Regions from separate parts of the Homo sapiens genome. Here all the other regions are linked to region 2. The links are chromatin loops, found by intact Hi-C in ENCODE. Cell type or tissue: PC-9. All regions are shown on one strand. Region 1 has its middle 23 kb from the start of ACSL3. Region 2 overlaps MOGAT1 (monoacylglycerol O-acyltransferase 1). Region 3 overlaps LOC105373903 (a long non-coding RNA gene). Region 4 has its middle 40 kb from the start of ACSL3-AS1. Region 5 overlaps AP1S3 (adaptor related protein complex 1 subunit sigma 3). Region 6 overlaps ACSL3 (acyl-CoA synthetase long chain family member 3).

Evidence for each region. Peaks named below come from ENCODE experiments on the same cell type or tissue, not always from the same donor. Only the 100,000 strongest peaks of a DNase experiment are listed, where the experiment ranks them.
Region 1: a loop joins it to region 2, with 7 times the contacts of the local background. A loop is called at or near these places in 5 of 110 quality-filtered maps.
Region 3: it touches region 2 in a loop (6-fold over the local background); 9 of 110 quality-filtered maps call a loop at or near these places.
Region 4: it touches region 2 in a loop (6-fold over the local background); 9 of 110 quality-filtered maps call a loop at or near these places.
Region 5: a loop joins it to region 2, with 7 times the contacts of the local background. A loop is called at or near these places in 8 of 110 quality-filtered maps.
Region 6: it touches region 2 in a loop (7-fold over the local background); 27 of 110 quality-filtered maps call a loop at or near these places.

The regions. Positions count from the first base shown.
Region 1 is chr2:222,835,053-222,840,052 of GRCh38, forward strand. No RefSeq gene overlaps it. Among named protein-coding and RNA genes, the nearest start is that of ACSL3, 23 kb to the right of the region's middle. In PC-9, no CTCF peak of the experiment used is centred here; DNase peaks (open chromatin) are centred at 649 and 2,839; H3K4me3 peaks cover 1,167 bases; H3K27ac peaks cover 3,000 bases.
Region 2 is chr2:222,705,820-222,710,819 of GRCh38, forward strand. MOGAT1 (monoacylglycerol O-acyltransferase 1) reads left to right here. Exons shown (of 6, transcript NM_058165.3): 6 at 3,917-4,111. The coding sequence ends at 4,071. Among named protein-coding and RNA genes, the nearest start is that of MOGAT1, 37 kb to the left of the region's middle. RefSeq lists enhancers at 3,471-3,765, 3,575-3,764, 3,711-4,005. In PC-9, CTCF peaks have their summits at 2,605 (motif pointing right) and 2,840; DNase peaks (open chromatin) are centred at 2,072, 2,642, 3,772 and 3,852; H3K27ac peaks cover 854 bases.
Region 3 is chr2:222,772,630-222,777,629 of GRCh38, forward strand. It overlaps LOC105373903 (a long non-coding RNA gene), which reads left to right. Exons shown (of 4, transcript XR_001739904.2): 3 at 1-439; 4 at 4,590-5,000. Among named protein-coding and RNA genes, the nearest start is that of ACSL3, 86 kb to the right of the region's middle. In PC-9, no CTCF peak of the experiment used is centred here; a DNase peak (open chromatin) is centred at 2,492; H3K27ac peaks cover 1,274 bases.
Region 4 is chr2:222,957,019-222,962,018 of GRCh38, forward strand. No RefSeq gene overlaps it. Among named protein-coding and RNA genes, the nearest start is that of ACSL3-AS1, 40 kb to the left of the region's middle. RefSeq lists an enhancer at 3,365-3,464. In PC-9, CTCF peaks have their summits at 2,625 and 2,832; a DNase peak (open chromatin) is centred at 2,463; H3K27ac peaks cover 1,099 bases.
Region 5 is chr2:223,795,673-223,800,672 of GRCh38, forward strand. The region is part of intron 1 of AP1S3 (adaptor related protein complex 1 subunit sigma 3); the gene reads right to left. Among named protein-coding and RNA genes, the nearest start is that of AP1S3, 39 kb to the right of the region's middle. RefSeq lists an enhancer at 2,400-2,449. In PC-9, CTCF peaks have their summits at 2,638 (motif pointing left) and 2,841; DNase peaks (open chromatin) are centred at 1,589, 2,619 and 3,949; H3K4me3 peaks cover 786 bases; H3K27ac peaks cover 5,000 bases.
Region 6 is chr2:222,937,183-222,942,182 of GRCh38, forward strand. ACSL3 (acyl-CoA synthetase long chain family member 3) reads left to right here. Exons shown (of 17, transcript NM_004457.5): 17 at 4,315-5,000. The coding sequence ends at 4,472. Among named protein-coding and RNA genes, the nearest start is that of ACSL3-AS1, 20 kb to the left of the region's middle. In PC-9, CTCF peaks have their summits at 2,206 (motif pointing left) and 2,410; a DNase peak (open chromatin) is centred at 2,219; H3K27ac peaks cover 2,567 bases.

The DNA.
Region 1 (5,000 bases), 130 kb after region 2:
AAGTGTTTAATGGGTACAGAGTTTCTTTTGTGGTGATGGAAAAGTTTTGAAAACAGATAGTTGTAATATTAATAGTTGTACAACGTTGCGTGTAATTAACGCCAATGATTGTATACTTTAAAAAAATAACAAATATACATTTTACCATAATAAAATTAAAAAAAGGCTGATTACATAATCATTTTGTTCTTTTCAAAGTGAAACCAGAGGCTTTCCAAACTGCTCACAATGATTATCTCATTTCATCTTCACACGTGTCACGAGGTAAGGATTATTGTCTCCACGTGACAACTAAGAAAACTAAGGTTCAGTGAAGGGCTCATGGCCAAGTAGCTACTCACTGAGCTGGGATTGTGCTTGAGTCTACCTTTCTCTAACACTAAGTGGTCAATACATGGATTTCTCTGTCTATGATCTTCCGAGACAGCCCAGACGTATATGTGTGTATCCATTCCTTCTTTACAGCAGCAGATCCAGGTTAGTGGGGAGGAAGAATACTCTGGGCTCCATAAGGAGAATTTCCTGATTCTGAGGGGAAATTGAACAGAGTTTTCTCAAGGAGTCCAGGTGATTCTTTATAAATATAAGGTTTGCCTTGAAAGTGCCACTGTAATGCCTCATGTATTTTATGACCTCAGTTATCTGGAAGACAGCCAAGGATCCAGCACGAGCAAAAATCACCTGCTGACAACATAGGAGAGCTGAAAATAATAAAGTTATGCAAAGGTATCAAGGTTAGCTATTCCGTTGGGGGCTGCAGTCTCTGCATACTTTTACAACGCCTTTTCTCATTGCCATTCCCTGTCTGCAGCTTTAGTAGAGAGAAGCTGGAGCAGAGAAAGGAGGTAGCTTTTCTTTTTTTTTTTTTTGAGACAGAAAAAAAAAGGGTCTGACTTTGTTGCCCAGGCTGGGAGTGCAGTGGCACGATCTTGCCTCACTGCAACCTCTGCCTCCCAGGTTCAAGTGATTCTTCTGCCTCAGCCTACCGAGTAGCTTGGATTACAGACACATGTCACCACACCCAGTTAATTTTTGTATTTTTAGTAGAGCCGGCATTTCACCATGTTGGCCAGAGTGGCCCTGAACTGGGCTCAAGCGATCTGCCCACCTCAGCTTCCCAAAGTGCTGGAGTTACAGGTGTGAGTTACCTTGCCTGACTGGAGGCAGTTTTTCAAGAGAATTGCAAGTGACTGTAAAGAAGTGAATCTGGCCAGGTACAGTAGCTCATGTCTATAATCCCCACATTTTGGAAGGCCAAAGCAGAAGAATTGCTTGAGCTCAGGAGTTCAAGACTGGCCTGGGAAACAGTGAGACCCTTCCTCTACAAAAAATAAAAGATAAAAAATTAGCCAGGTACAGTGGCTTATGCCTGTAATCCTAGCACTTTGGGAGGTCATGGTGGGAGGACTGCTTGAGCTCAGTAGTTCAAGACCAGGTGGGCAACGTAACATAAAAAAAAATAACAATAAAAAAAATAAAACGTGGGCATGGTGGCGCATGCCTGTGGTCCCAGCTACTAAGTCTAAGGTAGGAGGATCATGAGCCCAAAATGTCGGGGCTTCAGTGAGCCATGATAGAGCCATTGTGCTCCAGCTTGAGCAACAGAGCACGACACTGTTTTAAAAAAAAATTAGCCAGGCACAGTGGCTCATGAGGCTGAGTCAGGAGGATTGCTTGAGTCCTGGAGATTGAGGCTGCAGTAAGCTATAATTGTGCCTTTGTACTTAGCCTGGGCAACAGAGTAAGACTCTCTTCTAGAAAAATAATAATTATAATTTTTTTTTCAAGAAGGCTGGATGCAATGGCTCATGCCTGTAATCCCAGCACTTTGGGTGGCCTAGGTGGGTGGATCATTTGAGGTCAGGAATTCGAGACCAGCCTGGCCAACACTGTGAAACTGTCTCTGCTAAAAATACAAAAATTAGCTGGGCGTGGTGGCATGCACCTGTAATCCCTGCTACTTGGGAGGCTGAGGCAGGAGAATCACTTGAATCCAGGAGATGGAGGCTGCAGTGAGCCGAGAATGTGCCATTGCACTCCAGCCTGGGCAACAGAGTGAGATTCCATCTCAAAATAAATAAACAAATAAATATAAAATAAAATAAAGAAAGAAGAAGAGAATCTGTCCTGCCTGGTGAGGTGGACATCCTCTTTGCACTCTTCCATGTCCGGTTCCTTCGTTTTTGTCTCCTTTCTGACTTCTCTTTATTCACTGGATTTTTAAATGTTGGTGATGCCCAGGGTTCTGTCCTTCCAACTTCTCTTCATATTGTACGTTCTCCCTTGACTGATCCCATCCGCAAACATGGCTTCAGCTACATTGGCTTGAGGACATCTACATCTCTAGCCTGGCGGCTCCACTGAATTTAGATTCATCTATCCATCACAAATTTCCAACCGGATGCACCCAACCGTAGTCATCATCTTTTTCCAAAACCTGAGTTTCTGTTTGAATAAAAACACCAACCAGCCAGTCACCCAAGCCAGAAACCTGGGAACCGCTCCCAGAATCCCCGCTTTTCTCTTCTCTTTTCTTTTCCTGCACTCTACTTCCTTTTCCTGTCCTGTCAATAGTATCTCCTGTACGTTGCTAATTCAGTCCCTCTTCTCCACCCTCACTGTGCTTTAGTTAATTCCTTTTTATCAAAACTTACCCAGACCACTACAGGAGACTGTGTTTCTCTCCCTATCTCCAGTCTTAGTCTTCTGCAATTTTTTTTCTCTAAGGAATGCTTAAACAAACAAACGAGATTACATTTGGTCATACTTTTCTTCTACCTAAAAGTGACTAATGCTCAAGGTAAATTTCACAAGATAAATTTCAAACATCCAGGCTTGACATGGCTGACAAGTTTATTCATGTTCTTCATCACATGTTCTCGGGCCACTTTCCTACACACAACTTGAGCTGTAGTCATCCTGGCCGACTCGTAATTCTAAAAATATGCCATTGCCCATCTTGCCTATGTGCTTCTACACAAATTGTTCTCTCTACTTGGAATGTCTACCCACTCCCTTGTCCTCTACCTCTCTGCCCAACTTTTATGCATCCTCAGGGACTTAGCTCAAACATCATTTCTTAGAGGTATGTTCTGACAACTGAGCTGATCTGGAAGCTTGTTCTTTGTAACTCTCCCAATTATTAGCCTGTGCAGAACTCTACTCCTTATCACATGGATTTTCTTGTATGGTGCCTTCATTAGGCTAATTATTATAGATGAGAACTGCATCAAGCACATGTCTGATACATAGGAGAGAATGAATGACATGTTGAATCAATGCTTCCTGCTTAGAAAATTATTCCATCTCGGCCGGGCGCGGTGGCTCATGCCTGTAATCCTAGCACTTTGGGAGGCTGAGGTGTGTGGATCACCTGAGGTCGGGAGTTCGAGACCAGCCTGGCCAATATGGAGAAACCCCCTCTCTACTAAAAATACAAAAAATTAGCCAGGCTTGGTGGCGCATGCCTGTAATCCCAGCTACTTGAGAGGCTGAGGCAGGAGAATTGCTTGAACCCGGGAGGCGGAGGTTGTGGTGAGCCAAGATCGTGCCATTGCACTCCAACCTGGGCAACAAGAGCGAAACTCCATCTCAAAATAAAACAAAACAAAATAAAATAAAATAATTCCATCTCAGTCCAAATCACAAGGAGTTGATAGACAACCCCTCCCAGCAACAACAGTAATGTCCTAAGGGCTCCTTAAGATGCCAGGGTTGAAGAGAAAAGACAAATAGATTGAGACTGAAAGTCAGAGCTTGTTAGACAGACATTGGAGACATCAAAAGGGCATTAATGACAATGAGCCTGGATTATTCAGTGCGACCACTCATCCCGGAAGCTGGTGGACATCCCTTGCTTTTGCCTCCCAGTGATACTTCGCCTTTCTTTTAGTAATGGTAGCTTAGTATGTCTTAGAGATACCAACCCAATCCCTGTGGTTCAGGTGGGGCTGATTCCAGGCTTTCACTCCATTGATAAGTACAGGTCCTAGGTCTGTCAAATCATAACATTCCATTCCCTTTGCCTCAGCAGTTGGTTCAGTGATAGGCACATAACACAAGCCAGACCAATGATACTAAACACCAAGACATTCTCTGGAGCTATCTAGAAAGAGTTTCTTTTTCCAGTGGGGTTTTTGGTGGAAATATAAGGTGGAATTATAAGCCTGCGGTGACTAGTTACCATTTTTGCCTACATCTGGAAGAAGAGTTGAGAATGAGGCCTATGTAAAAGAAAGAGGTCCTGAGAGGCAGGAAAATACATTGCTGCTGGTAATGTTTTGAGTATCTAATCCAACTTTGCATAACACCAAGCCTGTTTGTTTTGATTTTCTAGTTACATGATAAAATAAACCCCTCCACCCCCCCTTTTTTTTTTTGAAGCAGAGTCTTGCTCTGTCACTCAGGCTGGAGTGCAATGGTGCGCTCTCAGCTCACTGCAACCTCTGTCTCCCAGGTTCAAGCAATTCTCCTCGCTCAGCCTCCCAAGTAGCTGGGATTACAGGTGCCCACCATCACGCACAGCTAATTTTTTGTATTTTTAGTAGAGACAGGGTTTGCCATGTTGGCCAGGCTGCTCTCGAACTCCTGACCTCAGGTGATCCACCCACCTTGGCCTCCTAACGTGTTGGGATTACAGGGATGAGCCACCGCTCCCGGACAAATTCCCCTTTTTGAATACGGAAATTCAATTTGGATCTCTGTTGCTTGCAACCTAAAGAGTGTTTATTAATATAGAAATCAGAATAGCCAACACATCTATAGAAAAAATGTGAATACAGATGTTCTGTGATCATGTGACATGGATGTGCTTCCTTCCATCCAAATCATCTCACCCAGTGACTCTCTGGGCATGTAGTACAGTAAGGGAGTGGTAGTCTCAAACTACTTCAACTGTGGTCCACTTACATGGAGCATACCTACTCCCCATTCCATTCACATATTAAAAAAAAAAAAGGGGTTTCCAAATTTATTTTGTTTTACATATTTAATTACTAAGC
Region 2 (5,000 bases):
TGGAACTGAACTCACAATAGCAGGTTGTTTTCCACTGCTAATAGGCTGGTAGCTTTCAACCTCATTTCCCTGAGATGGGCTTTTTTGAATTATTTAGTAAAGGTATGATTATAATCTGTGTTCTGTTGCTTCTGGCTTCATCCCTAAAATGCAATTGAGAAAGATTTCTTACTCTCTAATCCGGTTTGGGGTTAGTTTAAGAAGCAGGGGCAGGAATGCTGGGTTTAAGTCGTATTAATTTCCTGGGCTTTTTTGAGTATAGTTTAGGAACTTTCAGCTCCTCACTTTTCCTACAACTAAGGCAAAGAAAAGAAGATTATGTCTATCTCACAGTTTAAAGGGATAAGTCTTATGATTATAAATTCACTCTAGGCTGGGCGTGGTGGCTCACGCCTATAATCCCAGCACTTTGGGAGGCCGAGGCAGGTGGATAACCCAAGGTCAGGAGTTTGAGACCAGCCTGACCAACATGACGAAACTCTGTCTCTACTAAAAACACAAAAATTACCCTGGCATGGTGGTGCGTGCCTGTAATTCCAACTACTTGGGAGGCTGAGGCAGGAGAATTGCTTGAACCTGGGGGGCAGAGGTTGCAGTGAGCTCAGATCATGCCACTTCACTCCAGCCTGGGAGAAAGAGAAAAACTCTGTATAAAAAAAAAAAAAAAATTCATTCCATATGTGAGCATGCTTAAGCTCTCTGGAAGAACCATCTGAAATGTAGTAAAACAATTAATGAGAAAAGAACAGGATTGAAATTAGCTGTAGGATAGCTCAGAGGAAAGAAGACTCACTAATTCAGAATGTACGAGTACTAGCTAAAGTAAGCAGAGAAGAACACACTTCATCTTCTTAGACCACTGAGTCTTTTTACTGGTCCCTTACCCCTACCCTGAATAGTTACATTAACCTCTCTCACTGGAATAATTTCACTAAGAAAACAGAAGCTATTTTAACAAAGCCACAAATTTGCTTAGATTTACATGTAGATTTCTCCATATCTTCCTCAAACAACAAAAAAGCTCAGTGCTGGAAGAATGCTTCAAGATCTTGGAATTCTTTTATCCTATGCATGTGAAAATTAAGGCCAGAGAGGCTGGCTGTGGTGGCTCACGCCGACCTAGCACTTTGAGAGGCTGAGGCTGGTAGATCACTTGGAGCCAGAAGTTTGAAGCCAGCAAGGCCAACATAGTGAACCCTGTCTCTACTAAAAATACAAAAAAGTTGGCTGGGCGTGGTGGCACATGCCTGTAATCTCAGCTACTGGGGAGGCTGAGGCACAAGAATTGCTTGAATCCAGGAGGCGGAGGCTGCAGTGAGACGAGATCACACCATTACAGTCTAGCATGGTTGACAGAGCAAGACTCCATTTCAGAAAGAAAGAGAGACAGAAAGAAAAACAAGGAAGGAAGGAAGGAAGGGAGGGGAAAGAAAGAGAAAGAAAGAGAGAGAGAAAGAAGGAGGGAAGGAAGGAAGGAAGGAAAGGAGGGAGGAAGGAAGGAAGGAGAAAGAAAGAAAAAGAAAGAAAGAAAAAGAAAGAAAGAGAAAGAAAGAGAAAGAAAGAAAAGAAAAGAGAAAGAGGGAGGGAAGGGAGGGAAGGGAGGGAAGGGAGGCAAGGAAGGGGAAAGGGAAAGGGAAAGGAAATTAAGGCCAGAGAGAAAGTCACCTGCTCAGGGCACTTACTGGTGAGCTGGGACTAGACCCAGCCCAGCCTTGTGCTTTTTGTGCAACTCCCGCTCCCAGTTCCACCTCATCACTACATTGGCCTCTGCTAGTCCATATTTCCAGCCACAATTGACAGTGAGATGGTTGTTTCCAGTTCTTTGTGTTGAGTTAAACAGGACTTATGTCTACTATGTATAAATGTGACATCCAAGCTATCAAAGAAAACCACATGAGCTTTTCAAGGCTATGTGTGGTTAAATTCTTAGCAATTTGAGAATATTAATGTTGCAGTAAGGATGTGTGTATGTGTGTGTGTCCTCTGTGCCCCCTCAGCTCCCATACTGATGTCATTTATCACTTCCTTCTCTGTGACTTAACATTTGTTCATATTTTGCTTAGCTAACCACCTACTCTTACTGACATGAATCAGAACCTCGTATGTGACATGGGATGACTCAGGATAGGACAAAGGTCGCTCTACTGTGGGTCCCATTCATTACCTAGAGCCCACCTGACCTCATGCCCAAGCTAATGAGGTCAGAGGCAGCAGTTTGCTGCCTCATTGAACTTCCTGTACATTTTCTTTTTTTTGTTGTTGTTTGTTTGCTTGTTTGTTTTGAGACGGAGTCTTGCTCTGTCCCCCAGGCTAAAGTGCAGTGGCGCAATCCGGTCTTACTGCAACCTCTGCCTCCTGGGTTCTAGAGGTTGTCCTGCCTCAGCCTCCCGGGTAGCTGGGATTACAGGTGCCCGCCACCACGTCCGGCTAATTTTTGTATTTTTAGTAGAGACGGTGTTTCGCCATGCTGGTCAGGCTAGTATCGAACTCCTGACCTCAGGTGATCCACCCGCCTCAGCCTCCCAAAGTGTTGGGATTACAGGCGTGAGACACTGCGCCCGGCCATCCTGTACATTTTCAACCCTTGGCATCAGTAGCAGCATCCGACCAGCAGGTGGCGCAGCGAGTGCAAGAGCCAAAGCCATGGGAATTTTTGTATTTTCTAAAAATCAGAGACAAGTGAGATGTTATATAAACACCTTTTAAAATATGTATAGAGGTTGCCAGATTTGTTTTTAATTAGTGTATTTGGAAAAACACAAATGCATTCTCATTTGTAGAAAATTTATATAACACAGTTAGAGTGAAATTTCCCCATCCCTACGTCCTTACCAAAAAGGAACTTTTATGTTTCTCTCTCTTTCCGGACTTTTTTCCATGCACTAAAAACGTATAATACTTCTAGGAATATAAACATTTTTTCCAAAAATGGATCATACTGTATTATTTTACAAATTATTTTTCCACTTAATACATTTTAGACATCTGTGTGTATTTGTGTATGTGTACACATATTTATATTATTTCATTGTTTAAAAATTTCTGCCTAGGATTCTATTGAATGACTATTACATGGTTTATTTAACAGTTTTTCTATTGAGACGTTAGCTGTTTTTCAGTTACCCGCTATTACAAACAATGGAATCCACGTCATTTATGTGTATTTCTCTAATACAGATACTTAGCTGTGAAGATATGTATTTTTTAATTGTTTAGAAAGACACTCAAAAGAGGCAGACTGGGCCTGGCCAGTCGCTCACCCTTGTAATTCCAGCTTGAGGTCAGGAGTTCAAGACCAGCCTGGCCAACATGGCAAAACCCCGTCTCTACTGAAAATACAAAAAAAAAATTAGCCGGGCATGGTGGTGGGAGCCTGTAATCCCAGCTACTCAGTGGGAGGTTAAGGCAAGAGAATCGCTTGAACTCGGGAGGCGGAGTTCGCAGTGAGCTGAGACTGTGCCACTGCACTCCAGCCTGGGTGACAGAGTAAGACTCTGTCTCAAAAAGAAGAGTCAGACTAGAGGACTGCCACGTGACGTGAGGATTCACAGTCAGTAATAATCAGGGCACTATGGTCTGGCTGTCAACTGTTCCAGAGGGAGGAAGCTGGTGACGTGGACACACAGCTATGTCCACTCACCTCCCAGCTGCAGTCAGCACAGTAGCTCATTTGACTCAAAGTCAAAACCACCAGGGTCCCGACAATCCAGTGTCTGCTGAGGAGGAAAGTTCTTTATTTGTTATCAGATGGAGTGGTGTGACCACTGCAGGCAGCCAGTGAAAGGAAACAAGGATTGGAGTGAGCAGGCTGGAGGGATTCTGATTGGCAGTTGTGTTCACAGCTGTGCATTAGGGGCGGCGGTCTGTGGTGGAGTGGTTTTAGTTCCTCACGTATGATGTATTCCCTGATTTGCAGTTGGCCGCCCGATCCCTGTTCGTCAGACTCTGAACCCGACCCAGGAGCAGATTGAGGAGTTACATCAGACCTATATGGAGGAACTTAGGAAATTGTTTGAGGAACACAAAGGAAAGTATGGCATTCCAGAGCACGAGACTCTTGTTTTAAAATGACTTGACTATAAAAAAAAATTAAAAAATAAAAATAAATGACTTGGCTGTAATAAGGCATAAAGAAGGATAAGAGACCATCCTATTGTGAGAATAAATATTTTAAAGACGTTTATTTTTTTTCTTTTGCCTGTGGCATCAAATTTGCAACAGAAAAGTATTATTTATGGCGATGAATGTTGGTGTATCTGTGGTAAATAAAAACACAGATGACTGTAGGATAAGGTTGGAGATGACTATAAGACATCTAATAATTTTCCTTGCCTATGAAGGCAAAATCATTTTACAGGTTATGAACAAGTTTAGAATTATTCATGTGCTCTGAAAAACAAAAGAAAGCTTCAAAAAGTAATTACACCCGGCCGGGCACAGTGGCTCACGCCTGTAATCCCAGCATTTTGGGAGGCCGAGACAGGTAGGTCACTTGAGGTCAGGAGTTTGAGACCAGCCTGGCCAACATGGTGAAACCCCGACTCTACTAAAAATACAAAAATTAGCTGGGCATTGTGGTGGGCACCTGTAATCCCGGCTACAAGGGAGGCTGAGGAAGGAGAATCGCTTGAACCTGGGAGGTGGAGGTTGCGATGAGCTGAGATCGCACCATTGCACTCCAACCTGGGAGACAGAGTGAGACTCTGTCTTAAAATAATAATAATAATAATAATAATAATAATAATAATTAGACCCTCTTACTAAACATCACAATAACTTAAGGTGGTGTTTTCACAAAATGTGACAACTGTTGTTCACAGCCAGCCCATTTGGGAGACACTGTGTAAAATAGTTCGCCATATACAGCTAGAGGAAATATTTTTTTCTGCTTGAACAGGACATTTGTTAGTGAATAAAGATACTTTTAATACTTAGATAGTTTGAGCCTTTGGTCATATCAACAACAAATTTTTAAATACTAGTGCAGGATTTTTTGCCAT
Region 3 (5,000 bases), 67 kb after region 2:
AGACCCTGCCTGGGGCTCTCCTGATTCTCTCAGCCACCAAGCTCACCTCCCAGTCTGTACTTTGGGCTTTTCCTCTCTCTGCAGGTATGAAGTGGTCTACTCTGTTGCCGCATCTTGTCTTGGGCTCTATTAGGGGCTGAACCATGTCCCCCACAATCAATCCTGAGTACCTCTGAATGTAACCATATTTGGAGATAAGATCTTTAACGAGGTGATTAAGTCAAAATGAGGCCTTTAGGGTGGGGACCTAATCCAATATGACTGGTGTCCTTACAAAAGAAGAGCCACCCGGGATGCATGCCTGCATCACACACAGAAAAGGCCATGTGGGGACGCAGGGAGAAGGCGGCCGGCTGCAAGCCAAGGAGAGAGGTCTCGGGAGAAACCAACACTGCCAAAATCTTGATCTTGGACTTCTAGCCTCCAGAACTGTGAGAAGGTAAATTCCTGTTGTTTAAGCCACTCAATCTGTGACATTTTATTATGGCAGCCAGAACAAACTAATACAGCCTCTAACTCAGTCTTTCCATCTGAATAAAGCAGCCTTGTACCAATAAATGCTCTGAGCCCTGTTACCCAACTGATCAGGGACAGAAGGAACAGGACTTAGTGACCGATCGAATGTGGGGGGCAGTGATGTGAGGGACTCACAACGAGGTTCAGATTTGATTGAGCTGGGGCTGAACCCACTGCTGTTGAGGATGCGGCCAGACACTGATGGAGTGCTGCTGTCTGACATTGCCTTTTCAGACTCCACAGAATACCTTTCCCCACCAGACTAGATCATGGTTTTCTCTATATGATTAGATGGATGAAAATGAATCATATGTGAGTGAACCCAGGTTCCCTCTCCCCTCCTCCCAAAAAGGAATTTGGCTTCACTTACTCAGTTCTTTTCTCCCCTAGTCCTCCAACCGGGTCTTTCCTTGAAGGATTGACTCCTTTTGGCTTTTTCTGGCACAGACTTGGAAAAACTGGAGAAGGAAAAAGAAGTGAGGAAGCGCAAAGGCTAGAGCTGAGGGAAGTGTATTTTTCCCAGGGAGGGTTGGTGAATGGCGCAGAGGTCTCTGTCATCTTTAAATGAGGTTGTTGGGAAAGGAAAGAACATTTTTAAGAAGCACTTCTATGGGTACATATCCCTTTGTGATATTCAAAAAGACCAAGAGCTTGAGATTTTTTGAAATTACTTTGATTGCTGGAATATCCTCCTTTGAAGGGAACACTGTCCTGAGATGGATCACTTGGATCACGGATTCAACTGGGTTACATTTGCATTCTAGGCGTGATGATTCCCTTTGGACTGATTAGACCAAGAGACTTTTGGTTATAGGGCTTGAGACAATCCCCCTTCAGCTTCTCACATGTTAAACCTTCTTTCCGTTTATATCCATGCCATCACAGCATAGCAGACTCTAGCTTGCTTGGCACTATCATCTATAAATCCACAATTGCAACCCCACATTAATCCAACTCCCTGGCACATGGTTCATGGTCTTATAACTCATAAGAGTTATAAATTCTTTTTTTTTTTGAGACGGAATTATGCTTTGTCACCCAGGCTGTCACTCCAGGCTGGAGTGCCTTGCCCAAGATGGGCAAGGCTAGTCTTGAACTCCTGACATCAGGTGATCTGCCTGCCTTGGCCTCCCAAAGTGCTGGGATTACAGACATGGGCCACTGCGCCTGGCCTAAATTCTTACATAAAGTGTAACTTTCACAAGGATTCATATGCCTAGAAAAAATGTCAGAAGAATATACCCCCAAATACTAACAGTGGCTGTTAATAGTGTTGAGACTGTTTCCTTTTTCAATTTTCATCTGTATTTTCTAGATAGTCTATATTTCCCACATATATTACTTTTATAAAAAAGGAAAAAATTATTTAAATATTATAATTTTTTAATATTAAAGGATAAAAGGAATCACAGAAATTACCAGATACATTTCGATCTGATAACTGATAGATAACAATAGTAAGTAGGCCAGGCACGGTGGCCCACACCTGTAATCCCAGCACTTTGGGGAGGCCAAGGCAGGCAGATCACTTGAGGTCAGGAATTCGAGACCAGCCTGGCCAACATGGCGAAACCCCATCTCTACTAAAAATACAAAAATTAGCTGGGTTAGGTGGCAGGTGCCTGTAATCCCAGCTACTCGGGAGGCTGACACAGGAGAATTGCTTGAACCTGGGAGGCGGAGGTTGCAGTGAACCGAGACCACCCCACTGCACTCCAGCCTGGGAGACAGAGCGAGACTCTGTCTCAACAACAACAAAAAAAACTAAGTAGCCCAGGTCTGCATTCTAACATAAGTTGACCATTGTGATAGCACAACTTTACAATACACTTGTTAATGTCTTTTATTCCCAACTCTTTTGAAAATTTCACTGCACTCCATTTGCCTCTCTCTCCCCTTCCACTTGGGACCTCAGGGCATGTTTCAATGACTCATTCATTTAATTCCTGTCATGCAGAAATGCATCTTCTGCTAGGCAGCCCTTGAAGTCACCTCTTGTGTCACCCAGTGCTCCCATAGCACAGCACTCAGCAGATTGCATTGTAATGCCTGTTTGCCAGCTTCTTTTTCTCACTAAACAATAAACTGCTCAAGGGCAGAGACCATGTCCATGTTATTTCTCATGATAAATCCAACACCTGAGGCAGTATCTGGTGTAGTCCTGGGATCTATTATTTGCAACCCAGACCCACTCTCCGCCTCCTCTGTTCTGCTCTGTGCCCTGGGAAGTTGGCCCACAGTGACACCAACCAACTCCTTTGCCCTCTGGCTTTCAGGTGGGTTTGGCCCAGGGGTGGAGTAGGTTTTGTTGGGGCTTAAAGCTCACAGCATCTTCGGTGTTTTCCTTAAGAAAATAAGATTATAGGCCAGGCATGGTAGTTCATGCCTGTAATCTCAGCATTTGGGGAGGCCAAGGTGAGAGGATTGCTTGAGGCCAGGGTTTCAAGACCAGCCTGGCCAATATAGTGAGACCCCATCTCTATTATAAAACATATTTTTTAAATAAAAAGATTATAAAATTATGAATATAAAATAAGGTACAAAAGTAAATATTTTCAATAAGAAAAAAATACATCCTGAAAAATAGCATCATATTTTTTGTCAATGAACTTCCTGATATGCCTCTGTAATCATTTTTCCCCTACATTTTTGGTCTGAATTCTCTTGAGTGCCTCTTCATGTGACAACAGTTTTGTAATATTATGTACAATGAAGAGACTAGATAATTCAATTTTTCTTCTGGCACAGTGTACTATTTTTTAAAAGTTCTTTTATCTCATAGCCTATTACTGGTGACATCATTTAAATTTCTAGTATTTTTGTCAAATTCAGGAAATACATTGGCAATGTGTTTTTTTTTTGTTTTTCCCCTAGATGAGTTGTAAGGGTTGAAGAAATGTTCTGACTGGCTTCTGGATCTTTTCAACTCGATCCCTTAGCCCCTTCCCCATACACACACACACACACACACACGCACACACATACTCCACAGGACACAGTGACATCACAGTGTGACTCTGATCCTGCACAGAGTATGGTAGGAGTATTCCTGAAAATTCCTCCACTGGAAAGGAAAAGACACAGATAGGACTGTGAGCCACATGCATTTCCCCCCAAATGCAAAGTAAGCATATCTCCAAGTCAACTTCCCCTCAGCAGGACCCTTCAAATACCCATGATCATTTTCAGTACCACATGATATAGGAGAAGTCTAGTGGAGAGTGTGAAGAGACAGCAAACTTAACTAGCTGCAGGTGTGTTACATTTGGAGGCTGGGCATGGTGGCTCACACCTGTAATCCCAGAACTTTGGGAGGCCAAGGTGGGTAGATCACTTGAAGTCAGGAGTTTGAGACCAGCCTGCGCAACATGGTGAACCCCCATCTCTACAAAAAATACAAAAAAAGAAAAAAAAATGGCTGGCTACAATGGCGTGCACCTGTGCTCCCAGCTACTGGGGAGACTGAGGCAGGTGAATTCCTTGAGCCTGAGAGGTGGAGGTTGCAGTGAGCTGAGATCACGCCATTGCACTCCAGCCTGGGTGATGGGAGTGAAACCCTGTCTTTAAAAAAAAAAAAAAAAAAAAAAGAATAAAGGTGTGTTACATTTGGACATTTTACAAAAACCCCATGACCATGCGAACATTGCTAGGGCCCACCCAGAGTCTTAGAAGGGACCAGTGTACATGAAAGTTGCTGCTGGTTAACAGTCATTAGCTTCATGGCAAATCCACCTCTGGTTCTAGCAGTGGGAAACATTAACAGCAGGTCAGAGAGAGGGAGGAGGATAAAGGTAGGATATTTATTTCCCTGGCTTCCTCCCAGTAGGGTTGCTGCAAGCTGGCTAAGTCCTGCAACGAAGGTCACAGCTCCTGTGAGGTCGCCCTCTTCATAGAGAGGCCGCTATGCCCAAGTCCTAGTAACTGCTTTATCCTCTTGTCCTTTGAGGCTTAGGAATGGCAATAGAGCCCACTACATTATTCCTTGTGGTTTCCCTATAGTTTCCTGAACCTTTTAAACACTCTGTTTATTAAACTCTCCTCAAGCTCTTAACTGCTTCCTTTGTTTTCTCTAGGGTTTCTGGCTGATAAAGGTATATAGGAGGTTCTGAAATGTTATTGAGTGAATGAATAAATTAGCACTAGAAAAAAAGCATGGACTTTGGAAGAGGACCAGAATTTAAAACCAGACTAGAAGTGTAGAGTTGGGGGAACTCAACCCATTTCCCACCACTTCCATCGACCTCCTGTGGCATCCTAATGTTCAGAAGGAGAAGAACATTCTAGAAGGAGAACAAAATTCTATCAGCAAGAAGTATAATACTCTTGTGCCAAAGGTGTGCACAATCAGCCAAGTGACCTGAGAAATGCAAGTCCTGGCTCTATTGAGGTCATCAAGGAGAAAGCAAGCCGCTGGCAAGTCAGGAATCTGTCTCAAAGTAAACATGTGGCTTGTGACCTTGAGGATGTGCGTATGTTTATTGTTG
Region 4 (5,000 bases), 250 kb after region 2:
GATTCCTAATCCATTTTGAATTTATTTCAGTATGTGGTCTAAAGTATAGATTTAATTTTCTCTTAATCTAAATGGCTAATTAGATATGCAGGTACTGTTTATTAAAAGGTAAATTTTGCCCTAGTGATTTGAGATGCTGCTTTGTTATATGCTAAATTTCCATATGTATTTGGGTCTATTTCTGGACTTTCTATTCCACTTCATTAGTTTATCCACTCATGCACCAGTACCACACTGTTTTAATTATGGAACCTTTATAGTATGTTCCAATGTCTGGTAGGGATAGTCCTTCCTTATAGAATTCCATTTTCAGTGTTTTCTTTTCCAGTGTTTAATGGTCATTCTTGCATGTTTGCTTTTCTATATAAATTTCAGTATTAATATCTCTAGCTACATAAAAATGCTTGCTGGAATGGATATTACATTTATAAAATAAGGATACCTGATATCATTATGATATTGATTCTTCCTATTTAAAAACAAGGTGTGTTCTCACTTATTTGTAGGATCCAAAAATAAAATCAATTGAACTCATGGACAGAGAGAGTAGAAAGATGTTTATGAGAGGCTGGGAAGGGGAGTGGGGATTGTGGGGGAGGTGAAGGTGGTTAATAGGTACCAAAAAACATAGAAAGAATGAATAAGGCCTACTATTTGATAGCACAATAGGACGACTATAGTCAATAATAACTTAATTGTATTTTGAAAATAACTTAAAGAATGTAATTGGATTGTTTGTAACTCAAAAGATAAATGTTTGAGGGGACAGATGGATACCCCATTCTCCATGATGTGCTTATCTCACATTGCATGCCTGTATCAAAACGTCTCATGTACCCCATAAATATTTACAATGGCTATCTACCCACAAAGATTTTTCAAATTTATAATAATAGAAAATAAAAATATAGTATGTCTCTCATTCGTTCATGTCAACTTTTCTTTTAGAATTGTTTTAAAGTTTTTCTTATGTAGATTTTGCACATTTCTTAAGTTTATTGCTATACCTTCTTTGTTGCTATTGTGAATGAGGTTTTATCATAAAACTTTCTAATTGGTTATGGCTTACGTATATGAAGACTATTGATTTCTGTACATTAGCTTTATTATCCTGCTATCTTATTTGAATCTTTTGAGCTAGTTTTATCATTGATTCTCTAAGATTCTCCAGGTATTCTTTCATGTCATCTGCAAATAGCTATAGTTTCACTTTTTTCAAATTTGTATGATTCTGCTTAGTTTATCTTATCTAGCTGTACTGTCTAAGATTATAGTACATGTTGAAGAGTAGTGGAGATAGTACAGATAGCTTTCAACAAATTACTCAGTGTTTCAGAGGGCTGATTTCCTATCCCATTTTCTCACTCCTTCTTGGCAACAGAACCCCAAACTCACTCAGTCAGCGGTGGATTCAGCTAAAGAACTGCAATCTAGATGTAACTTTACCTGGGTGTGATAATGAGACTAAATTTTGGTAAAAGAGAAATAAGTGGAATCATTATATGGTACTTTAGATCCTTCTCCTTCACCACTTTGCTACTACCTGGAATTGGGATGTAATGGCTGGACCTCTAGAGGGCTTTTTGGGCCGCAAGGTGACTTTGAGAATGGAAGCCATGCATCAGGATGGCTGCATTAGCAAGACAGAAAGAGCCTGTGTCCTTAATTATCAAGGAGCCCCATACCAAGCCAAGACTGCCTGCCACTGGACATTTTTACATGAGATAAAAAACAAATTTTTAACTTGTTTATGTTACTATTTCTTGGAGTTTCCAGTCACATGCAGCCAATCAAAATTCTAATGGAGTTTTGGTTTCTTCATCTGTAAAGTGATAGTATTTTACCTCACTGAGTTATCAGGATTAAATGAAATAGTTCATGTAAAAAAAGGCTGCATGGAGTAGGCACATTAAAAAAGTCTCCCATGATTTTGTGAGGTTTGAATGAGCTCTGTATTTGAGTGCCCTTTGCAAGTTGTCAACGGAAGGCCAACATTTTCATCTGTGCTTTGCACCTGTTCTCTTTCTTCTTTCTCAACTCTTCTATGATCAATTATCCTTTCATTTCTTGAATAGCTTACCTCTCTCTTTCAACTTGACTCTTCATGTTGATTTTAAACATTTGTGAGTTGTTCCCATTAAATCAAAACTGTCCCTTTTCCCCTCCAGCTATGATTTTGTCTTTCTCCTATTCTTCAAAGTCAAACTTTTCAAAATAATGTTTTCTTATCTGATGTATCAGACAGTGTTGGCTGTCCACCCAGACCTTTGAATCCCTGCTTTGTGTGTGTGCCTGCCCCCCTTCAGCGTGCTTTTGCTTCTAACACCCAGCACTATGGCTTCATGAGGACTGCCTTTGGGCTATGAGAACCACTCAGCTCCCACCTCCACCCTCCACAGATCCAGAAGGCCTTGGAATATATTCTAGGTAATTTCAGTACATTCCAGAAGTTCCTAGAATTTACTCAGGGTGACTCAGGGGCAATGCTTGAAAGCCACGCTCCCTCGCCTCAGGCTGGAACAACTGACACCACAGAGCTCTCCAGTGGGATCCAGGATCCGGCTGAAGCCACACTCTGCTGGCGTTTCCTGAGATTGCACCTTGGTTGGCCTCCTTCTCTTGTCTTCTTTGTTCTCCTTTCCCTCCCCTGACTGGCATTTTCTTGGGGCATTTTAATCAATCACTTGCACTTGAATGTCCCAGTCTGCATCTGAAAAACCTAACCCAAGACCCCTAATCTCCATCTCCTCCCCTCTTATTCACTCTCCAGCCCAACACAATTTGGCTTCTGGGCACATCATTCCAGGGAAGCAGCTCTTTCAGACAGCCCCCAAAACACGATGTCACTGAATCCAGTGCACACAGTTTAGTTCTGTCTTCCTTGACTTCACAGCACCATTCAATGCCACAGATCCATGGTTCTTGAAGCCCAGGTGTTCCCTGATGACGTCCCTGGCTTTCCCCTACATTTCGTGGCCTTTCTTCAGCTTGTCCTCTTCTATCCAGCCATTGAAACAGAGTGAGTTCTTTAGGCTCAGTCCTCTTTTCCCAGGTGGTCTCACCCAATCTCAGAGCTTCATTGCTACATGAAGGTTACCCACACATGTCTGTTGTAGCACTTTCTCTACTTGCTAAACATCTTTGCTTGAATGTCTCAAAAGTACCTCCAAGCTAAATTCGTAATAACCCTGTGCACAGAAGCAAGCTTGGTCCTCTTGCACTCTGCTCTAATGTGGTGAGTGTAGCACTTCTCCATCTGGCTAGAACCTGGGAGTCATGCTGGACTTCCCCCTCACCCTCGTGCACGTAGCCAACCAAGCACCAACTCCTGTGTCTTGTGCCTTCTGAGTCTCTCTCGAGTGATTCACTTTTCTCTACCACCACCTCCACTCGTGCCTTCTGTCATTCATAACCACGTTGATGGTAAAAATAGCCTCTTCACTGGCCTTTCTGCATTCATTTCTATACTCCTCTAATTTTTTCCCACATGACTGCCAGGCTGATCTTTCCAAAACATAAATTTAATTACATCTTAAAAAATAACTTGCTGAGATATAATTCACATACCACACAATTCATCTATTTAAGGCATAAAATTCATGCTTTTTAATATATTCACAGAGTTGTGCAAACATCACCACAATCTAATTTTAAGATTATTTCCATCATCCCAAAAAGAAACCCTGTATTCATTAGCAGTCACCTCCTGTTCCCCCACACCCCATTCCTGGGCAGCCACGAATCTACTTTCTGTCTCTATGGATTTGCCTATTCTGGACATTTCACATAAATACAATCATATAATACATAGTCTTTTGTGACTAGATTCTTTCACTTACTATGTTTTCAAAGTTTATCTATGTTGTAACACGTATTAGTACTTCATTTTTTTTGGCTGAATAATATTTTATTGCATGGATATATCACATTTTGTTTATTCATTAGTCACTTGATGGACATTTGGGCTGTTTCTCCTTTTCAGCTATTCTGAATAATGCTTCTGAGAGGTTCACATATAAGAGTTTTTGTTATTTTTTTTGAGATGGAGTCTTGCTCTGTTGCCCAGGCTAGAGTGCAGTGGCACTATCAGCTCACTGCAACCTCTGCCTCTGGGGTTCAAGCAATTATTGTGCCTCAGCCTCTTGAGTAGCTGAGATTACAGGTATGTGCCACCACGCCTGGCTAATTTTTGTATTTTTAGTAGAGACAGGGTTTTACCATGTTGGCCAGACTGGTCTCGAACTCCTGACATCAAGGATCTGCCCACCTCAGCCTTCCAAAGTGCTGGGATTATAGGCATGAGCCACTGTGCCTGGCCTCACATATAAGAGTTTTTGAGCGTAGATGTGTTTTCATTTCTCTCAGATATATACTTAGCAATGGAATTACTTGACCATATGCTAATTATATTATATTCTTTTACAAGCTTTTCAATGGCATTTCATGGCTGTTATGATGAATTCAGTCTCCTTTTTCTTGGTGCCCAAGTTTCCATATGGTCTGACCCTCACCTGCCTTGCTGCTGGTGTGGTCCTTGGATAGACTGTGCCATTTTTTTTGTTGATGTCTGTGTCATATTTTGGCTGGAACAATCTCAAATATTAATCTAAATCAACCTTAATCATTTACTGATTTCTATTTCTATGATATATCTATCATATATTACATGATTAGTCCAATCTTACTGTCAGACTGTGATATGGTTTGTTTGTGTCCCCACCCAAATCTCAACTTGAATTGTATCTCCCAGAATTCCCAAGTGTTGTGGCAGTGACCCAGGGGGAGGTAATTGAATCATGGGGGCCAGTCTTTCTCATCCTATTCTTGTGATAGTGAGTAAGTCTCATGAGATCTGATGGATTTATCAGGGGTTTCTGCTTTTGCTGCTTCTTCATTTTTCTCTTGCCGCCGCCATGTAAGAAGTCACCTCCTGCCATGATTTTGAGGCCTCCCCAGCTATGTGGAACTGTAGGTCCAAGTAAACTTCTTTTTCTTCCCAG
Region 5 (5,000 bases), 1.1 Mb after region 2:
GTATTTAAATCCCGGCTCTGTCATTTATGAGCTAAGTCGATGTGAAAAAGTTACCTGATCTTTGTAGTCTCCTTATCAACAAAATAGGAAAAACAATGATAAGGACCTCAGTGATGCTGGGAGAACAAAATGATATTACATATGTCAACCTCTATAGTGTAGAGTCCAGCAAAGAATGAGCATTCAGTAAATGTCTGTAATCATTAATAAATTACCCAGGCCAGTCACGGTGGCTCACGCCTGTAATCCCAGCACTTTGGGTGGCCGAGGTGGGCAGATCACCTGAGGTCAAGAGATCGAGATCAGCCTGGCCAACATGGCGAAAGCCCTTCTCTACTAAAAATACAAAAATTAGCCAGACGCGGTGGCAGGCATCTGTAATCCCAGCTACTCGGGAGGCTGAGGCAGGAGAATCGCTTGAACCCAGGAGGTGGAGGATGCAGTGAGCCAAGATCGCATCATTGCACTCCAGCCTGGGCAACACAGAGAGACTCCATCTCAAAAAAATTAATTAATATAAAATAAATTATCCAGGGGCCAGCCCCTCACATTTATACTCCCATTTATCTTCATCAAGGCAGGCAAAAACAATCTCTGCTTCCCCATTCAGAATCATCCCATTACTACCCCATTATTTATTTCACTAACAGTTTCCATGTTCTGATGGGAAGAGCCTCTGACAGCCATTTCACAGGTACCCCAGAAGGACATTCTTGGGAAACAACAAACTATTTGCTGTCTAGCTGACTTACTTACCTTGTCTCCTTAATCGCCTGGTCTCATCAGTCACCTTTCCATTATTATTATTTAAATAATAAGTTTATCCCAGAAACAGCAGGGATATACTTAGAGATGAGTAATCTGGAGTTCCTTTCTTTTTCTCTTGACCACTGACCAATGGTCTTCTGATCATGTATTTATTCAAGTTCCCTGTAAGGTGTTTACTTCAGGGTTCCCCATTTTTTCACTTATGGGTGTGTATTCTTCTAGCATCCTTTTTCTTTTCTCGAGATGGAGTTTCATTCTTGTCACCTAGGCTAGAGTGCAGTGGCGCAATCTCAGCTCACTGCATCCTCCACGTCCTAGGTTCAAGCGATTCTCCCGCCTCAGCCTCCCAAGCAGCTGGGATTACAGGTGCCCGCCACTGCGCCCAGCTAATTTTTGTAGTTTTAGTAGAAACTGGGCTTCACCACGTTGGCCAGGCTGATCTTGAACTCCTGACCTCAGGTGATCCACCGACCTCGGCCTCCCAAAGTGCTGGGATTACAGGCATGAGCCACGGCGCCTGGCCCTCTAACGACTTTTTCTATCATTGAGTGGCAGCAGCAGAATTTTGAATTTTGAGTTTTCACCTTCCCTGCTGATTCCTTAATTGTACTGCATTACTCCTCTAAGGTGAATCACTTTCACTCTTTTCCCACCAGTTTCTACGCACAGTCATAGCACCAGTTAGTGGGGATCGGAAGGCAGGTGTGGCCTGAACCAACTTCCCTCGTCTCTCTCTCCAGACCTCATGTCTTCATATCCAAATGCCTTTCACAGGCTTGGCAGAGGCAGGTAACATATTAAATAAGGGTAAAGATCAGCATCATACAATAGGGGGTGGAGGAGAGAGCAGCAACTATGAATCACAAGCTCCAACGAAAGCCGCAGCCACAGCTCTGCCATAGTCAAGTGTGGCCAAGAAAAACATGTCAATCACTGTTGCTAAGTCTTCAGATTTTTTTCCCAAAAGCCTGAAATCTGGATGATTAGGTGAAATATTGGAGTTGTCTTAACGTTGTCAATTAATAATAATAAAACCTTGTTCAGGCTGACACAGCTCACGCCTGTAATCCCAGCACTTTGGGAGGCTGAGGCAGGTGGGTCACCTGAGATCAGGAGTTCGAGACCAGCCTGGCCAACATGGCACAACCCCGTTTCTACTAAAAATACAAAAATTAGCCGGCCATGGTTATAGGCAGGTGCCTACAATCTCAACTACCTGGGAGGCTGAGGCAGAAGAATCACTTGAACCCGGGGGGCAGGGGTTGCAGTGAGCTGAGATCGTACCTCTTCACTCCAGCCTGGGCCAAAGAGCAAAACTCCGTCTCAAAAAAATAAATAAAATAAAATAAAATAAAACCTTGTTCAAGCTAAACAAAGCACACTGTGTGTGGATGTGGTCTGCAAGCTCTGTTTGGCTGCAGGCCTCATTTGAGGCTGCTGAATCAGATGATAGCTGGAGTCCCTCATCGCACTAACACTCTACAGCTTTGCTTGGCTCAAGAGATTTCTCCTTTCTGTGGCTTCTGAGACTACCTATTTGAGGAAGTGGTCCTCTGACCCAAGAACCTCGCTTCTATATCTCAGCCGAATATTACTGTCAAATCTATTCTGAGGTCAAAGTCTCTCATTTACATATATACATCAAATGTCATAGGTTTTTTTTCCCCTCAAGATTGCCAGCTCAGGTTTCCATGATAAATGAGAGGAAAATTTACATAAAAAATTTAAATCTCCACAATCTCAGAATGTCATTTTTGGCCTGCTGTCAATCTCAGAATCTCAGGTAGGCCTGTCATGTCAGCCTTTTTCCTGAAATAAAATGTTGAAAAGACACTGGCCAACATATTTCAATTATTTTCCTAATCCTTGCACACCATCTGGTGGCAGAACTAGCTACTGTGAAATGTTCAGGGAAAGGCAAATTAAGTGGATCTGAGGGGGCAGAACAGAGCTAGGAAGAACAGGATAAGAGGAACAACAATAAGGGGAAAAAAATGGAATAACACAGAAACAAACTGTTGACATGTATTAAGTCCATGCCAGCTACAAGTAACCTGCAGAATAAAAGGTTAACTGCTATGAATTATTAAGTAGCCACTTACGTGAAATGTGAACATTCTCTCTATAAAGACAATTCCTCATAAAATTGTCTGTCTGTTATCCATCCACCTGTATGGCACAGTAAAATTTAATGGAAGAAAAGAAGGAAGGAAGGATAGACAGGTAGTTACACTGAAAGGACAGAATAATCCACTTGCTATGAATTGAATTGTGTCCCCTAAATTCATATGTTACAGTCCTAACCCCCCAGTACTTCAGAATTCAACTTTATTTGGACATAGATGTTGCAGCTGGGTGCAGTGGCTCATGCCTATAATCCTAGCACTTTGGGAGGCCAAGGTGGGCAGATCACCTGAGGTCCGGAGTTTGAGACCAGCCTGGCCAACGTGGTGCAGCCCCATCTCTACTAAAAATACAAAAATTAGCTGGGTGTGGTAGCTGGTACCTGTAATCTCACCTACTCAGGAGGCTGAGACAGGAGAATCACTTGAACCCAGGAGGCGGAGGTTGCATGGAGCGAGATTGCGCCACTGCACTCCAGCCTGGGCAACAAGAGTGAAACTCCATTTCAAAATAAAAAGAGAGAGAGGGAGATAAGAAATAGACATTGCAGATGTAACTTGTTAAGATGAGGTCATACTAGAGTAGGGTGGGCCCCTAGTTCATTGTCACTGGTGGACTCATATAAAAGGGAAATTCGGGCCTAGACACACACACACACACACACACACACACACACACACACACACAAACACCACATGAAGGTGAAGGCAGAGATTGGGGTAATGCAACTGAAGCAAAGGTGCACCAAAGACTGCCCTTAAACCACCGCAAGCCAGGAGAAAGGCAAGCAACCCATTCTCTCTTGAGAGTTCCTAGAAGAAACCATTCTTGCCAGGCTTCTAGCCTCCAGAACTATGAGATGATAAATGTCAGTGTTTAGGCCACCCAGCTCATGGTACTTCCTTATGGCAGCTTAGCAAAGCAATCCACCATATATCTCTGGCTTTGAATTTTATGCCTTTTATTTTTAATCTCAAAAATCATCACTGTTGTTTTCTATCTCATTACAATTCCATATTATAAAACCAGATCATCTACATTCCAAAGATAAAGTCAGCAGATTCCATTCAACTTAGCAAATATTTATTTAGTAGCTACCACAGTGAGGTATTTAAAATGAAATAATAACTCATTCCTAGACTCACAAAATTCTAGCATTAGAAAGGACAATAAAGCTGATTAGGTACAACACTTCTCATCCTAAAACTGAAGAAATCTTCTCATGAACCTAGGTGAAAAAAATCTTCAACAAAATATTAGCAATTCAAATCCAATAATATATAAATAGAATTACACACTACAAGCAAGTGGGATTTATCCCAGAATGCAAAGCCAGATCAGCATTCAAAAATCAATTAATGTATGGCCAGGTGTGGTGGCTCACACCTGTAATCCCAGCACTTCCCGAAGTGGGGCAAGGAGGGCGGATCACTTGAGGTCAGGAGTTCGAGACCAGCCTGATCAATGTGGCAAAACCCCATCTCTACTATAAATACGAAAATTAGCCAGGCATGGTGGCACACACCTCTAATCCCAGCTACTCGGGATGCTGAGACAAATGAATTGCTTCAACCCAGGAGGCGGAGGCTGCAGTGAGCTGAGATCGTACCACTGCACTCCAGCCTGGGCAACAAAGCGAGATTGCGTCTAAAAAAAAAAAAAAAAGAAAAAAAATCAATCAATGTAGTCCAAGTATGATGGCTCATATCTGTAATCCCAGAGCTTCAGGAGGCTGAGGCAAAAGGATCACTTGAGGTCAGGAGTTTGAGACCAGCCTGAGCAACATATCGAGAACCCATCCTTACAGAAAATAAATAAATAGCCAGGCATGGTGACGCACACTTGTAGTACTACATACTCAGGAGGCTGAGGTGGGAGGGTCACTTAAGCCTGAGTTCAAGGCTGCAATGAGCTATGATCAGGCCACTGCACTTCAGTCTGGTGACAGAGCAAGACCCTGTCTCTTTAAAAAAAAAATCAATTAATATAATTTATCACACCAACAGGCTAAAAAAGAAAAATCACATGATTATATCAACAGATACAGAAAAAGCATTTGAGAAAACTGAACATCAATTCATGATAAAACTTCTTAGCAAACTAGGAAG
Region 6 (5,000 bases), 230 kb after region 2:
ATGCTACATTAAATGGTATTGTTTTCTTAATTTCTTTTTCAGAACAGTTATTGTTAGTGTATAGACATGCAATTGATTTTTCGTGTTGATTTTTTTTATCCTGCAACTTTGCTGGAATCTTTATTAGTTATGAAGGTTGTGTGTGTGTCTTTAGAGTTTCCTACATATAACTTTTCTTTTTGATCTTCTGATTGTTCTATTCATAAATGAAAGTGGAGTATTGAAGTCTCCTACTATTATTGTATTGCTTTCTATTTCTTCCCCTAGTTATGTCAGTGTTTGCTTCATATATTTAGAAACACTCAAGTTACGCGTATATTTGTAATTGTTATATCATCCTGGAGAATTGACTCTTTTATCATTATATTGTAATTAATGTCCTTCTTTGTCTATTGTGACAATTTTTGTCTTAAAGTCTGTTTTATTTAAGTATGGCCATCCCCTTTAGGTTCTTATTTTCATGGAATATCTATTTCCATCCTTCACTTTAGGTTACGCATGCCCTTGGATCTAATGTATGTTTCTTGTGGATGGCATATACTTGAGTCTTGTTTTATATTCAGTTGGTCAATCTGTATCTTTTAATTGGGCATTTAATTTACATTTCAGGTCATTATTGATATGAAAGACTTTTCATACCTATTTCCATTTTGTTAACTATTTTCTGTATATCTTGTAGCTTTTCCTCTCTTGCTGCCTTCTTTTGTTTTGTTGATTTTTTGTGTGTATAATTACATTCTTTGATTCCCTTGTCTTTTATCTTTGTGTATGTTCTATAGACATTTTCTTTGTGGTTGTCAATACAGTTACATAAAACATCTTAAAATTATTAACAGTATATTTTAGTTTGATAGCAGCTTAATCTTCCGTCTCATATAAAAACTTGACTCCTTTGTAACTCTGCTCCTCCCTCAAAAAAGACCTTTTTATTGTGTAGTCATTAATATAGATTCATAATTACTTTTTATGTCTTTGTTTTTTAAATTCTATACAGATTTAAATGTGACTTATACACCTATATCAAATTACTTTCAGAATTCTGTATTTGCCTATGTATTTACCTTTACCAAGGAGTATTGTAGTTTCTTATGGTTTTGTGTTACTGTTTGTTTTCATTTTGCTTTAACTTGAAGTACTCCTATCATTATTTTTTGTAGGACTGGTCTAGTGGTGATAAACCCCCTCTACTGTTGTTTATCAAGGAGTCTTAATTTTTCCCTTATTTTCGAAGGACAGGTTTAGGTTACAGTATTCTTGGTTGACAATTTTTTTTCTTTCAGTATTTTGAATACTACTATTTTCTAACCTGCCAGTTTTCTGCTGATAAATGATAGTTCAATGAGAGCTTCTTTGTATGTGATGAGTCATTTTTCTCTTGCTGCTTTCAAGATTTTTTGTGACTTTTGACAGCTTGATTACGAGTGTGTTTTGGTGTAGTTCTCTTCCTAGTGGAGTGTTTTGAGCTGCTTGAATTTATACTCCCATTTCTCTTCTCAGATACAGGAAGGTTTTGGCCATGATTTCTTCAAATAGGCTTTCTGCTCCTTTCTGTCTTCTTTTTCTGAACTCCTATAATGAGCATTTTTCCACTTGATGGTGTCCCATTCATTCCTTAGGTTCTCTTCATTTTTACATTTTTCCTCTCTTAGTAATTTCAGAAGTCCTGTCTTGGAGTTCATAGATTCTTTTTTCTACCTGGTCAAGTTGCTGTCGATCCTCTAGTGAATTTTTCAATCCATTTATTGTATTTGGTTCCAGAATTTCTATTTGGTTCTTCATTTTAAAAAAATTTCTTTCATTTATACTTTCATTTTGTTCATGCGTTGTTTTCTTGTTTTTTTTCAGGTGTCTGTCTGTACTCTCTTGTAATTCATTGAGCATTCTTATGACGGTTATTTTGAATTTGGTAATTCATCTATTTCCATGTCTTTCTGGGGTTTATTTCTGGAGATTTAATTTGATCTTTTGATAGCCTGTGTTTTTCTATTTCTTTGTATGTCTTTATTTTTGTTGGGATGTCAGCATTTGAAAAATCAGCTACCTTTCTCTGTCTTACAGTCTGCTTTTGTATTGAGAGGACTTTGTCCAGTCAGCCCTACTACGGATTCTAGAGCCAGCCATCTTAAGCCTTTTCCGAGGCTGTGTCCTTTTTGAGTTTGTGGGGTACAATCTAATTGAAGAGGTTTGCTGGTTTCTACTCAGGAGCTCCCTCTGGTGTCTGTCTGTGATATTGTGGCCTCACTGGTGCTGTAGTTGGCCATGGTACTGGAGCTCTACCTAGTGTCTGTGATACTGCAGCCTCTGGTTCATGTTAATCTTTGTTCTTGACAGCTCCCAACCTGGTGCCCTGTTCCTGTTATTTAGATTCAGGAAAGACAGAAGCAAGTTTCTTGCACCCCAGAAGTCAGAATATTGGATGTGTGTTCCACTCCTCTTAGGGATTTCTTCCCTATTACTTTGTACTGTGCTGAGGGGAGGGTCTCTGGCAAGCGAATGCCTTGCATTTTTCTACCAGCCTTTGATGCGGTTGGTTTCCTTCTGTCCCGGAGTGTAGGAACTTCTTAAGTGGTTTCTGGGTTTCTTACACAGGCAATAAATAGGCCCATATAGCATTGTTAAATCCATGTTTCTGTAGGGGAAGGAGGGACTGCGTTTTCCTATATTGTCATCTTGCTGACATCACTCCTTAACACATTTCTTTCATGTATCATATGGCTAGCTGTTTACCCATTTCCCTTTGTTAGATTGCATGCTACTTGAAAGCAGAAACTTGTCATTTTTTTGCATTTTTAAAAGAATGTTTAGTAAAGCACTTTACATGTAGTAATAGTTTTTTAATATTTGTTGAACAAATGCTTAGAAAAATAAGTCAGTCCTACTGACGACATACGGTTTTTCAAAACTACATCTGCCCCTTAATCTCCTTTAAATGTTTTCCTTTCTTCCCTTCCTTTCTCCCTTCATTTGCTGCTATCATGAATCTCCTTAGTATTAGGCAATATGTTAGTAACACAATAGTGAGCAAGCATTCTGTATCCACATAGCTTGTAGGGAATATCCTGGTTCAATGACATAATTTGTCTTAAACTTTATTATTTTTTAATTTCTGAAGTAAATGTGCTCTGCATAATAAATTCAAGGAAAACAAATAGGCATAAAGGAAAAGGTGAATTTCCCCATTTCCTTTCTCCTGGATACCAGGCTCTAGAGGTGTGGAGTTTATAGCTTGGTATGTATCCTTCTCCTCACATCTAGGTGCATATAAGTTTATGCAGCCTGTGCTGGAACTTGTCTTTTTTTTTTTTTTTTTTAACCTAACAATAGGCATTTATGCAGCATATAATGAAGTTTCAGTCAGTGACAGACACAGACTGCATATATGACAGTGGTCACGTAAGATTATAATGTATTTTTACTGCCTTTTCTATGTTTAGATACACTTAAATACACAAATACTTAACTATTGTGTTACAATTACCTATGGTATTCAGTACAATAACGTGCTGTGCGGGTGTGTAGCCTAGGAGCCGTAGGCTAGATAATGCAGCCTAGATGTATATATAGTAGGCTATACCATCGACATTCGTGTAAGATATGCTATGATGTTCCCATGATGGCAAAACTGCCAAGTGTGTGATGCATTTCTCAGAACATATCCCTGTCATTAAGAGATGCGTGACTATATTGGATACCCTATTAGATACCTGTCTAAATGTAATTTTTTTTTTTTTTAAATGAGATGGGGTTTCGCTCTGTTGCCCAGGCTGGAGTGCAGTAGCACGATCATAGCTCACTGCATCTTCAGATCTCCTGGGCTCAAGTCATCCTCCCACCTCAGCCTCCTGAGTAACTGGTACTACAAGCGTATGCCACTATACCCAGCTTATATTTTTTATTTCTATTAAAAAATATTTTTAAGTTACTTATTTTAGAGACAAGGTCTCGCTATGTTACCGAGGCTGGCCTTGAATTCCTGGCCTCAAGCGATCCTCCTGCCTGAGCTTTCAGAGTTACTGGGATTACAGGCATGAGCCATCATGCCTGGCTCTAACTCGTTTTCAATGACAGAATATATATTCTATTTTGTTCCTATATCATATTTTATTTAACTCATTTTCCTCTTGATGGGGACTTGTTAAATAGTTTATTGTTTTACTTATGTTTGTATTTTGAGGAATAGATTCTTTAGAAGTGACATTCATGGTTCACTTGTTGGTTGTGCATTTTGATGGATACGCAAAAAGTGGGGAAGTTACACCATTTGCTAAGAACTTAAATACCTTTTCTTCTTTTCTTTTTTTTTAATCATCTTAGCAAGTCTGGAAAAGTTTGAAATTCCAGTAAAAATTCGTTTGAGTCCTGAACCGTGGACCCCTGAAACTGGTCTGGTGACAGATGCCTTCAAGCTGAAACGCAAAGAGCTTAAAACACATTACCAGGCGGACATTGAGCGAATGTATGGAAGAAAATAATTATTCTCTTCTGGCATCAGTTTGCTACAGTGAGCTCAGATCAAATAGGAAAATACTTGAAATGCATGTCTCAAGCTGCAAGGCAAACTCCATTCCTCATATTAAACTATTACTTCTCATGACGTCACCATTTTTAACTGACAGGATTAGTAAAACATTAAGACAGCAAACTTGTGTCTGTCTCTTCTTTCATTTTCCCCGCCACCAACTTACTTTACCACCTATGACTGTACTTGTCAGTATGAGAATTTTTCTGAATCATATTGGGGAAGCAGTGATTTTAAAACCTCAAGTTTTTAAACATGATTTATATGTTCTGTATAATGTTCAGTTTGTAACTTTTTAAAAGTTTGGATGTATAGAGGGATAAATAGGAAATATAAGAATTGGTTATTTGGGGGCTTTTTTACTTACTGTATTTAAAAATACAAGGGTATTGATATGAAATTATGTAAATTTCAAATGCTTATGAATCAAATCATTGTTGAACAAAAGATTTGTTGCTGTGTAATTATTGTCTTGTATGCA